Regions from separate parts of the Homo sapiens genome. Here region 2 is linked to region 1. Evidence: chromatin loops called from intact Hi-C (ENCODE). Cell type or tissue: MCF 10A. All regions are shown on one strand. Each heading gives the region's core, and the rest is flanking DNA. Links, peaks and the distances in the headings are about the cores only.

What was found. A loop is a pair of places that touch in the nucleus more often than their neighbours do. Peaks named below come from ENCODE experiments on the same cell type or tissue, not always from the same donor. Only the 100,000 strongest peaks of a DNase experiment are listed, where the experiment ranks them.
Region 2: it touches region 1 in a loop (32-fold over the local background); 8 of 110 quality-filtered maps call a loop at or near these places.

What each region holds. Positions count from the first base shown.
Region 1 is chr13:27,823,856-27,829,233 of GRCh38, reverse strand. All of the region lies in intron 3 of PLUT (PDX1 associated lncRNA, upregulator of transcription), which reads left to right. It also overlaps the pseudogene RNU6-73P. Among named protein-coding and RNA genes, the nearest start is that of GSX1, 34 kb to the right of the region's middle. RefSeq lists an enhancer at 1,871-2,370. In MCF 10A, for the core only: a CTCF peak has its summit at 2,462; DNase peaks (open chromatin) are centred at 1,953, 2,503 and 2,763.
Region 2 is chr13:27,663,102-27,668,479 of GRCh38, reverse strand. It overlaps a transcript of POLR1D not described here. Among named protein-coding and RNA genes, the nearest start is that of POLR1D, 44 kb to the right of the region's middle. In MCF 10A, for the core only: a CTCF peak has its summit at 2,940 (motif pointing left); no DNase peak of the experiment used is centred there.

The sequences.
Region 1 (5,378 bases), core at 303-5,302:
TACACGAGTATTTGTCTAAAACATGACTTGTTTGTAGCAGCTAGGCCTTGCCACCACTGTGCTTGGCTGAGTTCACAAACCTCTTGTAACCTGTAGCTTCCTTGTCACTTCTCTGGCTCTCCCTTCCTGCTAAGCTTTGTTTACTAATTAAAATCTTCTGCCAAAGCCATAGCTGCTGCTGCTACTGGATCCACCATAGCCACCTTGGTTTCGTGGTTTGGCAAAGTATTGGCCTCCACCACCACAGGGGCCAGAGCTTCTGCCTCCAAAATTTCCTCCCTTCATGGGTCCAAAATTTGAAGACTGATTATTGTAATTGCCAAAATCATTGTAGCTTCCACTACCTCCAAAATTGCTTCCACTAAAAAATATGGAACGCTTCACGAATTTGCATGTCATCCTTGCACAGGGGCCATGCTAATCTTCTCTGTATTGTTTCAGTTTTAGTATATGTGCTGCCAAAGCTAGCACAAGTGTGAACATTGACTATGCTTCTCACATATCTTTACAGCCCCACTCTAAGGGGACTCTGTCTTGGAGAACCAACTGTTCTAGAATTTTCTAACCTGCCTCCTGCAGCCCCTCTCCCCATTTCTTCTCCTAGGGAGTCTTCCAGATGGTGCAGTTCACCTAGGAACTGCATGTCTGCTTGCTGAGGGTGTGGCAGGAGTCAAGTCACTAAACCTTTATGAGTGAATACTGTCAACCTTATACAGCCCATTCATTTCTTCACCAATTCCATCCATGTCAACTCAACAACTACTCCAGCTGACCCTGGAGCTTGGTACTGGGGATACATCTCATACAAAAGGATGCTTTCCTTCCTGTCCCAAAATGTATCAGCCCCCGAGGGATCATACACAATAGATACACAAATGGTTGCATGTAAATGCAAAGAACATGTTGCAATGAGAAAGAATAATATAGGTTGTGAGCTCACAGGAGGAACATTAAAGCTGAGCCTGCAGGATAAATAAGAATAAACCAGTGAAAAACGCTGAACCATGACTCTGAGATGGGAAGGTGGCATAAATTCCAGGAGAGGCATGTGGCTGGATCATCAGGAATGGGGAGAGCAGAAACCCCAAAGAAGGTTGGAGAATTAGGCAGAGGGCGGATTAGGTGAACCCTGGAGGGCCAAGCTAATAATTTTGAGTCAAATTACAGAGTGCAGTGGAGAGCCCCTGAATTTATTTTTAGTAATTGACATGATCTGAGGTGGGGTTTGCAAGGATCCTTCTGGCTGGTGTGACAGGAGGGAGGCAGGGTGAGGGTAGGAGCCTTGGAGCTGAAGATAGATGGGAAATTGGTTCCTGGTGGTAGCAGTCCAAGTGGCAGGAAGTCGCCAGCCGCAGAGCATGCTTTGAAGGCAGAGTGGAGGACAGGCTGGCATGTTGCCTGTGGGGCTAAGGAGGAGAGAAGTGTTATGGATAGCTTCTCCATCTCCATCCCTGACAGGCAGAACTCAGGGAAGAGCAGTTTCAGGGAGTAGCATTAACTTGCATATAAAATTATGGAGGTGAAATTAGCCTGCCAGGGCCTGCCTGAATCGGAAGCTCTGTCATAAGTGGACTGTTGATCCGTGGACACAGAAACGTTGCTGTCTAGGGAGACGCATCTGATGCCAACTGGTGTATTCATAGCACTTGATGAGGGTGTTTATTGAGTAGTACTGTTTTGATGTTTGGGATATTTAAAAAAAGAAAATTGAGAAGTGTGTTTTCATGTGACGACTTTGCATTTTAATTTTATTTTTAAATGTAAAGATTAAGGAAAACATGCATCTAACTCTGGTAGAAGAACTAAAGTGAAAATGGAACCTAGGAATGGGATAGTGGGTGGAGGAGGGAGGAGGCTTGTCCAAGCCAAGTCAGGAATTGGGCCAGATTCATTACAGTAGCCTTTGGAAATCGTAATCAAGTGACAGTCTCTCACGCTTTGGCATCAATACAGCACTACTAGGGCCATGAAGTAAGAGTAAACACCGGATGCATATGAGTCATGGCAGCTTGCACTAATCTTTGAGCAGTAATTGAGATGATCTCAATAAAGTGAGAAGACCGTAATGTAATATAACCGAGATGCCTATAATAATCGCCATGCCACCATGACAGCATCCAGTCAGCTGAGGTCGGCGACAAACAGAATCAGCCGGAGCTAAGGGGGGCAGGGGCTCAGGCCCACCTGCAGCCCACCCATCAGCACCCCTGTGTGGCAGAAGCTCTGGGGAGAGCCTTTGTCCTTTGCTAGCTCCTGGGATTTTAGGTAGGTGGGGGAGCAGGAAGGGAAGAAAGAGCAGGGACTGCTGAGTTCCAAATAAGTTCCAGGTCCCCATGGGAGCAGAGCTGCTCTTGGATGCCTGTGCGAGGTTCTCCCGGCTTTGGGGGAGCCTCCGGAGCTCCTTGGGGAGGGTCCTCCCGACTTGGGAAGGCTTCCTAGCTATGGCGGCCACGCACAGGCAGGGGGCGCTGCGACTTCACAGTTTCAAAGCCGGACTCCTATTCAGCGAACGCCTTGGTGAGTTTCCTGAGTTCTCCGAGGAGACGCTGGGAGCCTGCACACCCAGGGTGTAACTGCCAACGCCTGCAGAGAGGGAACCTCCTCGTGCCGTCCGTGGAGCCCAGAGCTGGGCTTTCCTCGGCCCACTCACCCCTGCCTGGCACTCTGTCCTAAAGCTTCCCCTCAAGGAGACAAAGACATTGACACTTTATTTTATCCTGAGCTCCTGGCTCATTGATCTCATGCTGCAAACCAAGCAAGTGGACGCGCTCCCCCTAACGGCTCTGCTCTTTAGTCATCCTTTCCTAACAAAGTGAATGGCTGGGGCTGGCTCCATCAAAACCTGCAGTAGGAAGTACCTGATTTGAGCAACTATTCATGGTAGAAGGGTGTGCAGAATGCCTTGAGCTAAGAAGGGGAACTTTCAAACAGCAGGCGTTTAACAGTTTTCCCGTCTGGAGCCAGCTGCCACCCAACCCCAATCCCACAAAGCAGCTGAAGCTCAGAGGCACGTTTCTTTTGCAGCATGGAATCGGGGCGGGTGAAGGTGGGACCTGGGTATGTGTGCATAGCAGGGGCATTTCTAAGGAACTCACGACACTGGGGATTGGTTTTTCCTTCCTGCTAAGACTGGGCTGGCACTGAGGGCCACTTCCATCGTGACCCTGCTGCTGGTGCCCTCCTTCACTCTTCCTGTGAGTCTCATTCTCTAGGCAAAGGGGACTGTACTTAGAGAGGAGTGAGTTACCCAGGAGCTCACCAATCTCTCTTCCTTCCTCCTCCTTTCTCTCCTGGGCAGGGTGTGGTGGGCATTGGGGTTAAGAACTATTCCTACAGAAGCTCCAGGTTAGCCTTTCCCATGGTGGCATCAACCTGGAGTCCCCGCCAGCCCAGGCATAGGATGTCCATTGATCCCAGTGCCAGCGGGCCCTTGCCTCCCTGGAAACTCACTGGCCTCCTAAGACAGCCCAGACAATCTGTGCCATGGAAGGCCACAGGTGCTGTATTCCATGAGGCTGGCAACAATAATCCCAAATGGTACCAGGTGACCTTTGCCTCATGGCCTAGGGAGGCTTTTACTGCTGCACTTGAGACCAGGCTTGGGGAGTGAGTGAGGAGAGGTGGCCTGAGGCTGGGATGCCCTTACCTCTCCATCTAATTGAGAACGCTGAATGGCTTTCTCTTTTTTTCTCCCTTCTCCTTCAATAGAGTCCAACAATTTAGCAAGCTCACCAAGCTGTGTCCTGCTTCATGACTAATTCACATATTTAAATGGGATCGGTCAAAGCAGAACTATTTGATGCCAGCCAAGCGCATTTATCAGGTCAAACTGCTCACAAAGGCTAGAGGCCAGCGTGGGTATGTGGGTGTGTATGGAGTGAATGTGTGGGATCTTTATTTATTTTTAGTCTCAGATTTCAAAAGCAAGGGACCACATCAGAAGCTGCCATTGCTCCCGGGTCCCTCCCAGAGCCTGGCTTGCTCCTGGCCCTGCCTCCCTGTCCTGAACCTCTCCCCCTCCCCCAGCCCTGAGCTGTGTGTCTCTGATGGGGCTTCAGAGAATGAATCTACTCAATTACAGCCCTTTTCACGTGACTGAGCAGTTTCAAAGATGCCACTTTTTATTATTTGGTGACCCCTGACATTGCAGGTGCAGATTTAATGGTGGAAAAGTTGAAATTAGCCAAAATGAACTTTTCCCTCCAATCCCAGCATGGAGAGACGTTCCAGGCTGTTCTAGCTGGAACTGCCATTACTTTGCTGAGTATGTAAGTTATCAAAGTGTTAGGTTTAGCTTAGGGCCAACTGCAGCCCCCATACCCACACCCACCCCAGCTGGATGGGTTCCAGGGCCAGGGGAGGAAAGAGTTAAACAGGCGTAGTGGCTATAATCCCCTTTAACAAAGGAAACTCAGTCTCCTATTTCCCTTTTGGGGTGTCCTCTGCATCAATCCTACAGTGAATGTGTGGCATTGGTCCCCAAGGGTAGCGTCAGGTTCAAGTAAAATGAGCAAACCAAAGTTCATGGCTTCCAGGCTGATAAATGTTGCCGCTACAAGGTCATGATTGATCAGCACACACTGTCGAGATGGATTTCGTGACTGGATGGCTCTCCACAATCAACACCCCTAGCCAGTGACCCATGCGTGTCCACATTTGGGTTTTGTCAGTCGAGCCGCCTCTGCTCTCCCAGCTCAGCCTTTTCAAGCCAACCCATGGCTGGCTTCTCTGGTTCTATTCTGCATCTTTCACTGGAGTCCAGGGAAATAAAGGGCATCTTTTTGTATACATCAAAATGAAGAGTAAACAGTTTTGCATCACCGGGCCTGGGTACCTTTGATGCTGGATTACATTTATGAGCTAAGACATGGCATACTTCAAAGGAAGCCATTCATTCAAGCGACAAGCCAGAGGCTGTGCAAAGACATAGGTCCCTTTCATAAATTACTTGCTTTTTATTTACCAGAAACTCCGGGTATCAGTTCAGTTGCACCTCAGTTGCCTATGCACAAAAAAAAAGCACTGTGGTAACTCAGGAAAAAAAAATGCAGGGTGGAGGAGTGTGATAGAAAGGACCATTAATAGGAAGCAGGCTCTGGGATATCTGTCTTGTAGCTGTGGCGGCTGCCAGAAGCTGAAATCAAACAAAGAATAAAAATCCAGAAGCCTTCCTTTCCCCTCACTTTTTTTGGGGGAAGAGTTGGACGGGGTTGGGGGATAAAAAGAAAAGGAGAGAATCCCTAAGGGTAAACCAGTTGAATGAATATAAATGTCTGAGATTCCCAGGGCTTGGGGGTGGGCACTGGTATGGGGGTGTCCCGTACAGCAGCCCTATGAGACTGGGGGAAGAGGTGGTAAAAATATCCAGATTCCATAGA
Region 2 (5,378 bases), core at 213-5,212, 160 kb after region 1:
TTTTTGCTTATATTTCTTACAGGCTGTTTTCTAACATGAGATAAAACAAAAAATTATGTCAAGTTGCATTTGTGTTTAAGTCTTAATGGTTTCTAGTGGAAGCATGGAACGCAGTTCCTAAAATTTAGGGCTATTTGCACTTCTTTCTTTACCTATTGAAAGTTAAAGACTCACTCCAAACATCTTAGTTTGCAGATGAAAAAATGCAGTCCAGAAAAGTGACCCAGATAAGGCCTGAAGCTAGCCAGAAGCAGAGGCAGGACTAAGATTCAGTTTCTCTAACCTCTATCCCAGGCTTTGTGATCTCTAAATATAGTTACAATGGAGATCAGATAGTAACACAGGCGGATGGGAGCTCTTGGCAGCGCCAGTATGTTAACCACAGAAACAGGAGGTGGCTGGTGAATGTATCTCATGACCAATCCCTCCCCTAACATCTACTGTATACATAGGGAATAAAAAATAGATAATTTTCTCTTGACATTTTTAGACTGGAAATTATGGCTGCTCTTGATAGAAGCCTAAAGATTCCAATAAACTTTTCTGAAATAGAACAGTGCTTTTAAAAGGGAAAATGGTTTTGTAGGCCACTGTCGTTTAACACAACTTAAGAAAGGTAAGTATAGTTAGGCTAAAAAGCTTCCCTTAATTTTGAGTACAAAAATGTGTTCATTTCAGTCATTCCCTTTTAAAGGATAATGAACTTGTCTGTGTGTTATAAATACAGAATGCAAGGCTGGGTGCAGTGGCCCACGCCTGTAATCCCAGCACTTTGGCAGGCCGAGGCGGGCAGATCACCGGAGCTCAGGAGTTCGAAACCAGCCTGGGCAACGTGGCGAAACCCTCTCTCTACTAAAAATACAAAAATGAGCTGCACATGTTGGCGCACACCTGCAATCCCAGCTACTCAGGAGGCTGAGGCAGGAGAATCGCTTGAACCCAGGAGGCGGAGGTTGCAGTGGGCCGAGATACGTGCCATCACACTACAGCCTGGGGGAAAAGAGCGAGACTCCTTCTCAAACAAAATAAATGAATAAATAATGAATAAATACAGAATGCATACACAAATGACACAATTCAGCTTTATTTTTACTTAATTATAACAATTTTTAAAAACTCCATGACTTTGTGCTATTTCTAATATTTAAATAAAAAACATTTCAAATTTTGCACAAATAATTTAGGCCAATACATAACTAGATTTGAATAAAGTCAGATGAAGCAATAATTCCTCCTCTGTGTTTGAAAGGAATGAGTGTGGTTACAAAGTCACAGGATGAGTCCCTGGGATCTGGGGTGGGAGAAGGGGTGGATCAAGAATGACTTGGGCTTGTCACTCCCTAGCAGGCTGAGGGCGTGACACAGCAGCTCGGTGGCGGAGAGGTCTATTCTAGTTTCTAACACTCCAATGCTAACTTTTTGGATGTATTTCCTTCTAGCATGTAGAAAGGGCTTTTCTTGGCTGCCAGGAAGTAGGGAGCAGGGATGTGGCATGGTGATGATCTGAGGACAGCCAGGCATATGCTCAGACACTTTGGAAAACTGGGGAGGGGGAACAGGGAGACAGAATCTTCATCTTCTTCCTTTTGTGAACTGGGGAGGAGGGTGCTTGGTGACATTTTCCTGAGTATAAAGAAGGAATACAGGTTTGAAAGGTTTGTAATTGTATATGAAAACAGGTATTGAAAACCAATACTGGGGGAAAAAAGGCATTGTAAACACTTCTATTTAAAATGAAGATTTCTGGAACAACTATACTATATAGTGGTATCACAAGTCTTTAGCTGGTAAGATCTAGCACTGAAACAACTCTTAATTTTTAACTTGTGAGGGTTCTTTTTAAAGCACCACTTAAGACCTATATATTAAAAAAATTAAATATAGAAAGATTGTTCTATCTAATAAATGAGTTTGAGAATGCACAGGAAACAACAAAACCCATTTTTAACCTCTGGTAACTGAAGTGGAGCATTAAATTCAAAGCCACTTTGAGGATTTCCTACATTGTTCACCTAAGGGAAAACAAATGCAGAGCTATCAAAGAGCTTCTCGATAAATTCCCAGACCTTGGAGGGCTACAGCTTTTCATAAATATGGTCACTGGACTGATGATTTCTAAATTTTAAATGTAATACCCCCAAAAAGTAAAATATAGGATTTATAAGTATTTTATTTTTCTGAGAAATGACCAAAAAATTGGAACCAGTTTTAACAATCTCTGAAAACTTTAAATTCTAGACATGTTTATTTTGAAACACACTTCCAAACAAGATAAACAACAATATGTAAGTCTACTACACTGCAGAAGTAGCTTAAACTTGCCAAGACATCCTCCTTTGCACTTGTTTCCTCAAGAGTTGCTAGGTCATTTTTTTTGCCTGTGGCCAGCAGCCTCTTTAAAAACAACAAAGGACCTAATGTCAAAGTCACTCTCAGGTGTTTGCCCTGCCAGCTCAGGCCTTCTCCGCACACCGCACCCCGAAGGAGCACGGAGGCCCGCAGGGCTGGCTGGCCCTGGTTCCAGCCTCACCGCCGGTTGGACCGCTTTTCGTACTTGTCCTGGCTGCTCCGCTTTCGTGGCGGGGAGTAACTGGCGGAACCTCGAGCGCGGAAGCTGTGCTTGTAAGGATGGCTTCTGTGTTTCTTCGGGTTTTCTTCTTTCTGGGCCTGGCTCTTCGCTGGTTCCTTATCGCCCTCTTTTTGTTCATGGTCTTGCTCTTTATGAGAGGGCAATGTGTTTTTAATTGTGTTAATTAGAAATCTTTTATTGGTGCTAGCAAGAGGACACTTCATCCTGGGGTGGGGAGGAGAAAAGAAAAACCATCACAAATCAAATGGTTAACTCCAAAGCTGGACCCACTATCGTGATTAGTACCAAAGAATCCTGCTCCCACAGAATCGAGTTTCTGAATTTGTTAGCTTTCCTTGCATGCCACCTAGTGTAAACTCTGAGTACCAGGGAGGAAAAAAAAAGACGATTGGAATTCTTGAGACAAGACTGGCTGGAACACTTTAAACCTTTCTTCCTTCCTGGGACTAAATTTCCTACTGAAGTTCATATGTACAGGTATTGACCACACTGTGAACTAACAGAATCATTTAATATTTTCTTTCAAACTAGTAAGTGCCCTATTTTACTGTAACTTATTTTGGATTAAATTTATTGCATCTTGCGTTTTATTACCAGACAGTGAAAACTGTTCCTTTCCAAGGAAACTAAAAAGTATATTCTGCTGTATATTAAATACAGGAGCTAAAGGATCTACTATAGAATAAAAAAATTGTGTAAAGAATCCATAAATATGCAATAATCTTTTACTTAAAAAAATTCTTACACTTCTATTTCAGGATGCCAGGCTATGCTCTGTGGAGGAGCACTTTACTCAATCTCCTGCCCTGGTGAATTTCTGTGCAGGATATATTTCAGTACCTTCATGATTCAAGTTTACCTAGGAGAGGCTGCAACCAATCAAATTGCTAATTAATGTGCTTAGATCTACTTATATACTATGTATTATCTTTTTCAGGTGTTAATAAATCTTTCATTTTCAAAAAGATGACCCTATACAAATGAGAACGTTCATATTTCTCTTAGCCTTGAGGTGTCTGCCATATGATGGGCTACTTTAGGAGTATGCTGATTCTCAAAATCATGTTATTCAGGGTGGCTGGTATTAAACAAAAACGAATGTAGAATAGCCACATTTCTATAAAACTTTGATTTACAGAGAACCCCAAACAATACTTCAAAATCAAGCCAACAACACTCCACATAGGAATTGTGTGGACTAGTACTGTACAGGTGAAGTATAAGCAGTCAGGCATTAGCATAGCCTCACTCACAGAGGTCAGACCATCTCAGAAAACCAAAATGGCACTGAATCTGGAAGTAAAAGGAAGAAAAACAAGAAAATACCTCCTGCTGCAAATAGGTAGCTCTTGAGCCTACAAGGACAGAGAAAATATCTGAGAAAAATGGTCAGGCCAGAAAAGTGACAAAGGAATGAACTAGAACAAGGAGAAACTTAGAAAAGGACAGTGGAAAATTAGAAAATTTAAGAAAAGGACAGTGGAGTGCAACAGAAATAGTGGGAACATTCAGAGGTGGTGACAGCTCTGGAGTTTAGAAGCCACAGTGAATGAGACGAAGGGCAAAGAAGAAAGGCAAAAACAAAGAAAAAACAGTTCTGCAAGTACGAACTATAGAGCTTCACAGAGCTTCCAGAAAAGGTACACCAGCATTACGCTGCCTTAGTAGTCTCAAGGTAAAGACATTTCTACCTCCTGGGGGCACGCTGGCATTAGGACATTCCTGTGCGGGAAGACAGGCACGTGATGAGAGGCAAGCCGAGTTCTCCTGCAGGGTCTGACAGGGTACTACTGAATGCAGGCGTTGCTTTGGTGAAGACACTTGACCCACTGCAGTTGCAAACTCAGCAATGATTCAGAACAGTATTAAACACTGGCATGTTCCAAAACAGCATAACACAGACAGCCTACAGGAAAAACTACCCTCCATCACAGAGAGTAAAAAGCTTAGAGGGCCTGTCTTTGGCAATGGTGGCCTGGTGCTTACTACAAGAGCAAAATCTTTTTTATAGACAAATGAACTACATATGTCTCTTGGATATATAGGGCTAGGAGTAGCTGGTGAAACATGTCCAGCAACAGAAGAATTCTGGGGTCTTTTCACTGAAGTGGGCCATCTCAGTGGTGGTAAACTGGCCAGTTCTTCTCTGCATTAAACAACAAGGAAGGGTACTTTTCCCAGACGTGATGGTAATCCAGGATCTCAGAACAAAACCTTTGGTAACTACTGGTGAATTCCACTCTATTTTGCTGTTTTCAATGTCAGATCATCTTTAAAACCAAATGCTTCCTCGAGGTGAGCAAAGCCCTGCTACTAACTGCAGCATTCACGCCAAGAGGCAGAGGGGACTGCACCTATCTTCCAACTGCTAGTGTAACCCACTGACTCAACATAGTGACCCAAAGAGTTAGCCAGAGAATGAGATGGTTTTATAGAATAATTCCACAAGAAAACTGGCATTTACATCTCTTTTAACATCAGAGATGCAGTTTTTTAATGTTGGTTATGCCTGGGATTCTATTCTAGGTAAATAGCCAAGGGTGGCCTGAGGAGATCTTGGTTTACTGGGGTGGGGTGGAGGTGGGGTTTGAAAGTCAGACATCTCCCAGGCATGCCAGTACACATTTTAGAAGTGATGACAAGTGCTCATTCACACTCTACTAATAAATAGGGCAGGGCAATGAGATACAGTAGTTGCAAGCAGATGTGAAGGTACATATAGTAAATCATTTTATATAAAGAAATTCCAAAATCTGCACAGAATAGATCCAAGTCTAAGGACGGCAAC